2 separate regions of the Homo sapiens genome follow, and region 2 is linked to region 1. A link is a contact called in ENCODE Hi-C or POLR2A ChIA-PET data. All regions are on one chromosome and are shown on one strand. The core of a region is the stretch at or near the end of the contact, and the rest is flanking DNA. Distances in the headings are between cores, read along the strand shown. Region 1 holds the start of RIC8A (RIC8 guanine nucleotide exchange factor A). Region 2 holds the start of GATD1 (glutamine amidotransferase class 1 domain containing 1).

What was found. Hi-C counts contacts between places; a loop is a spot of excess contacts on that map. ChIA-PET counts read pairs that join two places held with the same protein, here RNA polymerase II (POLR2A). Pooled maps may share reads with other maps.
Region 2: a loop to region 1 is called in a pooled map, with 17 times the contacts of the local background. The contact joins the promoter of GATD1 here to the promoter of RIC8A in region 1. A Hi-C loop is called at or near these places in 1 of 168 maps with a recorded cell type or tissue (GM11168) and 7 of 50 pooled maps. POLR2A ChIA-PET finds 5 or more read pairs at or near these places in 2 of 52 experiments (BJ and PC-9).

The regions. Positions count from the first base shown.
Region 1 is chr11:206,457-209,156 of GRCh38, forward strand. RIC8A (RIC8 guanine nucleotide exchange factor A) reads left to right here and starts at 1,252. Exons shown (of 10, transcript NM_001286134.2): 1 at 1,252-2,482. The coding sequence starts at 2,399. BET1L (Bet1 golgi vesicular membrane trafficking protein like) reads right to left here and starts at 943. Exons shown (of 4, transcript NM_001098787.2): 1 at 847-943. The coding sequence starts at 865. RefSeq lists enhancers at 169-670, 1,217-1,838, 1,694-1,863, 1,839-2,458, 2,533-2,700 and silencers at 615-674, 785-904, 1,966-2,164, 2,165-2,454, 2,525-2,634.
Region 2 is chr11:776,214-778,913 of GRCh38, forward strand. GATD1 (glutamine amidotransferase class 1 domain containing 1) reads right to left here and starts at 1,274. Exons shown (of 8, transcript NM_182612.4): 1 at 1,186-1,274. The coding sequence starts at 1,249. It overlaps LOC124900301, which reads left to right and starts at 1,365. Exons shown (of 2, transcript XM_047427954.1): 1 at 1,365-1,482; 2 at 1,904-2,700. GATD1-DT (GATD1 divergent transcript) reads left to right here and starts at 1,365. Exons shown (of 2, transcript NR_126343.1): 1 at 1,365-1,482. RefSeq lists silencers at 695-904, 915-1,624, 1,675-1,774.

The DNA of each region.
Region 1 (2,700 bases), core at 2-2,501:
AGCAAGGCAGCAGAAAGGCTCCTGCAGAGACGACCTTTGAGCTAGGTCCTGAAGAGGTGGCAAGGAACCAGGACAGAACATTGGGAAGGCCCTTTACCGCACAGAAAATGGCTGAGCAAAGTTCCCAATTTCCCCGAGACGGGAGCTGAGGTCGACCAGGAGCGGGATCCTTGGTCTGCATCCCGCATGGGGCTTCCTGCAACACCCAGGGCAGAGTGCTCGCAGAGGCCTGGCCTGTGACAGGCTGGGCCAGGGGATAAGGAAGTTCTGTCACATCAGGTGCGTGAGAACCACCTCCTCCCTAGCTTCAGTGTCAGGAAGGGATGCCAGCGTCCTTCCAGCCACTTCATATTTATAAATTCCTTTAATCATCATAACACCTCACAGAGACAGGCATCAATATCCCACTTTGCAGACAAGAACACGGGCTCCAGGAGGGGAAATGGGGCCACCGAGGCCAAAGTAAGAGTCCTGCTTGGACACCAGCGGAGCACAGCCTCTACTCCTAGGGCCTGGCCTCGGGACCTGTCGAATGCCGACTCCCGCTCACCCCGAACCCATGCAGAACGATCTCACAGGGGGCGGCGGGGAGTGGGGAGACCCCGCTGCTGCGCGACCCCTCGCTGGAGCTGCTGGGCCGCCACGCGCGCCTTCGGTCCTAACGGCAGTGCCGGCCGAAACCCGGCCCTGCTCGGACCCGGAAGGATCCGAATCCGCCCCCCTGACAGGGTCCTCTCGGCCGAGGTCACCCCAGCTGGGCCAGAGGCAGGCGCACGCGGCTCTACAGGCAGCGGCGTCGGTTTCGGCCCGGCCCTGCCCCCAACGGCTCCGCTCTCCCGCGCTCACCCCGAGCCCAGTCCGCCATCGTGCCCTGCCCCGGCTCCTCGACGCGGACACCGACGCGGCCACAGCCGCCTCAGACGTGGCGCAGTCGCGGGGAAAGAGCTTCCGGCCCCGCCCCCAGCTAGCGATGGCCCCGCCTCCGCACCGACCACGCCCCTAGATAGCCCAGCCCCTTCCGCTTCGGGCTCGCTGACTTCCGGCTTAGGGCCGAGGGTGGGGAACTGCCGGGCGCGGAAGCGATGGGCATATCTGTGGCTTATTTTCAGCACTGTCGCGCAGACAGTGGCGCGATCTCAGCTCACTGCAGCCCCCGCCTGCCGGGCTCCCAAGGTGCTGGGATTACAGCAGCACCGCGGATGTGACGTTTGGTGTTCCTGTGAACGTGGGGCGGGGCGGGGCCGTTTGCTTGCTCAGTGCCTAGACGATGGTGGTGGAAAGACGCTTCTGTGGGTTAGGTCCTAACGGTTAGGAAGGATTCACAGGCGGGTCATGAGGAAGGAGCAGACCCCTCGGGCAGAAGCCCGCGAGGAGCACTGGGTGTGGTGGGGGCAGGGGTGCCTCCTCTGTCAAGTGGAGATCGGCGCCTCGCTCGTGCCTGCGAGTGCGCGCCGCGTCGAATACAGCCGTACAGAACGCACTACAGGAAAGTGAAGCCGGGAGAGAGACTGGGAGGCGGCGCGGGGACTGGGGGCCGTAGACGCCTTTGCTCCCGGGCACTTGTTAGAAGAGCGAGTGGATCGCGCTTCCTGTGCGTCACTGAATCCTCATGACGGCCACTGAAACGGACACGCAGGATCTTTGCTTTTCAAGAGGGAACTGAGTCCAGGCCAGACTGGGTTGCTCCCCTTTCTCTCGGCCCCTCCACCTTTGCAAGTGCTGCTCCTTCTGCCTGGAGTGGCTCCTCCAGTCTTTTCCCGGCTCACTTCCCACCGTCCGGTGTCAGCAAAAACAGCACTTCCTCACAGCCCGTTGCAGCCCAGCAGTCGCCTTTTGCTTCTTTTGAAGCACAGCCCTGTGACCGCCTCGTGTCCTTTTGTTTTTCCTTGTCCCCCTTCCCCTCTGGAACATAAGCTCCACAAAGGCAGGGACCTGGGAATCCCGTTCGCCTGCATTCCCCAGCAAACGCCTAACGAACCCAATGGCCCAGGACTGAAAATTCCTTTCCACTTCGGCTTTCCCCTCTACATCCCATCGGTTCTGTGGAGCTCGAGGGGCGTCACTGTGTGTGTGGCAGGGCACGGTGGGGGCTGAGATCGTTTCCTGTTGGAACTTCTGGCCCAAGAAGCGCGGGTCACAAGGAGAGGGGTCAGTTCGGTTCAGAGCGACTCAGCCCCTCGACTCGGGTCTTAAAACCTCCGAGCCGCCAGTTCTGCCTCAGGCCGCGCCCCCTTAAAGCGCCACCAGACGCTGCGCCCCGTTAAAGCGCCACCAGACGCCGCGCCCCGTCCCGGCCTCCCCCGCGCGCTGGCGCGGGGCTTTCTGGGCCAGGGCGGGGCCGGCGAACTGCGGCCCGGAACGGCTGAGGAAGGGCCCGTCCCGCCTTCCCCGGCGCGCCATGGAGCCCCGGGCGGTTGCAGAAGCCGTGGAGACGGGTGAGGAGGATGTGATTATGGAAGCTCTGCGGTCATACAACCAGGAGGTAAGCGGCCGCCTGAGGCCGGGGGGCGGGCACGGAGGGGGTGGGGCAGGGTCGTGCGCGGGTAGCAGGGAGGGCGTGGGTGAGGCAGAGGCTGTGTCAGCAAGCGTAGGGGACGCGGCGGGGTGCGGGGGGCAGGTCTGGGATGCAGTGTTGCGGGGAGAGTGGGGGTGCACCCGTTGGGTGGCAGGCGTGTAGGGATGGGGGCGAGTGCCGACCCT
Region 2 (2,700 bases), core at 24-2,523, 570 kb after region 1:
CTCGTGATCCGCCCGCCTCAGCCTCCCAAAGTGCTGGGATTACAGGCGTGAGCCACTGCGCCCAGACTCTTCATTCTTATATAAGTTAATACATATTCACTGTAAAATGTCCACTTATCGAGGAAAAACAAAGTGCCCAGTAGACTGCCGCAGGCTCTGTTCCCCCAGCTGCCCGCCCTTCCGGCCTCCTGAAGTGCTGCCCCCAGCCTGCTGGCGCTAAGACCCCACGTCCTCAACATGCCGGACCTCCTCACGCCTACCTGCTCTGGAAACAAGCCCCAACCCACCCCCCCAGGACTGAACCCCACTCGAGGCTCCTCCCACCCGCAGTCTGGGGGCATCACTCAGGACCCCTGGAGCTCAGCACATCGTGACGCCACAACCCCACAGCCCCATCTCCCCGTCCACACTTGAGGAGCTACAGACTTCAAGAGGCAGACCCCTGGGTCGCAACCCCGGCCCCCACCTCTCCGTGGTGCGGTGACCTTGGGCTGCTCACTTCCCTCTCCAAAAGGCTCAGAACAAGGCCAGGCACCCTCGTGCTCCGCTGCTCATCCCTCCCCTGCTGCCCTGAGACCCTGCAGGCTCAGCGCCAGGGGACGCACCCCGCTGCGCTCCGACCCGCGTGAGCCCCAGGCCAGTACTGCCCTGGTACCCTTGCCCCAGGACGGGGGCCGCGGGGCGCCTTCTCCAGGAGGGGGCTCCGGGTCTCCTCAGAAGCCGGTGGCTCAGAAGGTCAGGGTCCCCGCGGCCGCCCGACCTCAGAGCTGGGTCAACTCCCGGAATGGCCCCTCCCCACACCCGGGCTCCCCTCTCGCAGCGCAGCGGCCTCAGAGACCAGGCCCAGGCACGCGGCTCCCTCCGCTAGAAACGTCGGGCCCGGGCCGCCTCGCCGGGCAGACGAGACTCGGAGGAGCGACGCGGCGCCGGGATCCATCACGACCCCCCGACCCCGCCCCGAGCTCCATCCCACCAACCCGCGACCCCACCCCCGCCCCCGTCCCCGCCCCGAGCTCCATCCCGACACCGACCCCGCTCCGCCCTCCCCCGGCCCCTGCCCGGCGCCCCCAGCGGCCTCGGCCTCCGGCGCCACGTGACGCGCGCCCACCGTGTCCCGAACCTCCCGCCCCGGGCAGCCCCCTCGCGGACGCTCTTCGGACACTGGCCCCGGCCGCCGGGCCTCACCTTCGGCGGCGCCGCTGGCCACGAGCAGACAGGCGGGCCTGTTAGGGAGCCGCTCGGACGCCATGGCTCGGGCTCGGCGCTGGGTCTGCGCGTGCGCGGCGTCTGGGCGCGCCCGGGAGTTCGCGGGTCACGTGCCCTGGCGGCCGGGGGCGGAGCCGGGTGGGACTGGGCGCCTGCGCGTTCGTACCCGGTCCGGGTCGGCTGGGCTGCCCGCCGCTCCGCGCGCCCGGGCGGTCGCAGGTCGCGCCTGCTTTGGCCCCGGCGGGTTCGGCATCCGAGCCTGGCAGGGGCCAATAGGTAGGGTCGCGAGGGTCCTCCCCGGCCGCATGCGCAGTCTGAGCGCGCGCGGGGTAGGGCTCTTGGCCTGGGGTGGGGGCGCGGGCATCAGCAGAGCCAGGCGGCGGTGTCGGGGCGCGAAGGTGCCCGTGGTGTTCCGGTGGCCACACCCGAGGAGCAGGGGAGACCGGGGGGCTGCGGGGTCAGAAGCTCCGGGTGTCCCCGGAGACTAGGAGGGGGACGGCGGGGTCCAGGAGGCGGGGTGGGCTCCGCCGGCCCAGGACGGGGGCGTCGCGGGGAGGCCTGCAGGGTTGTGGGGCGTCGGGCTGAGCTCCTGGGAGGACGGAGTGTCACTTCCTGAGATGGGGACACCTCGGGCGTGCTGGCTTTGGTGAGGAGAATTGAAGCAGTTTTTCTTTTTTTTTTTTTTTTTTTGAGACAGGGCCTCTGGAGTGCAGTGGCGTGATCTCGGCTCACTACAGCGTCTGCCTACCGTGTTCAAGCGATCCTCCCACCTCAGCCTGTTGAGCAACCGGGACCCCAGGTGCACACTCCACCACGCCCAGCTAATTTTTTTGTGTTTTGGGTAGAGAGGGGGTCTCACTGTGTTGTCCAAGCTGGTCTCGAACTCCTGATCTAAAGCGATCTGCCTGCCTTGGCCTCCCAAAGTGCGAGGACTACAGGCGTGAGCCACCGCGCCTGGCCTGAAGCAGTTTTTCCTTAGACTGTAGTTGGAGGGGGTGAGACCACGTGGAGTGGTTGGCAGACAGGCAGGCACCCTTTGAGGCCAAAAGGGCGCTTGAGACAGAGCCAGCAGGCGAGCGGGCCGCCCAGGTCCCTGGCCCCCTGCTGCCAGTATGAAGGTCCCACCAAGCCTCTGCTCCAACCAGGGGAACCGTCATGGTTGGGAACAGCCAAGGTGAGGAATTCTGTGGGTCACACCCCCTGAAAACCACTGGCCTCCGCCGGGCGCGGTGGCTCACGCTTGTTATCCCAACACTTTGGGAGGCCCAGGCGGGTGGATCACGAGGTCAGGAGTTCAAGACCAGCCTGGCCAAGATGGTGAAACCCCGTCTCTACTAAGAAAAATACAAAAATTAGCAGTGGCAGCACCTGTCATCCAAGCTACTTGGGAGGCTGAGGCGGGAGAATCACGTGAACCCAGCGGGGGCAGAGGTTGCAATGAACCAAGATTGCGCCACTGCACTCCAGCCTGGGCGACAGATTGAGACTCCTTCT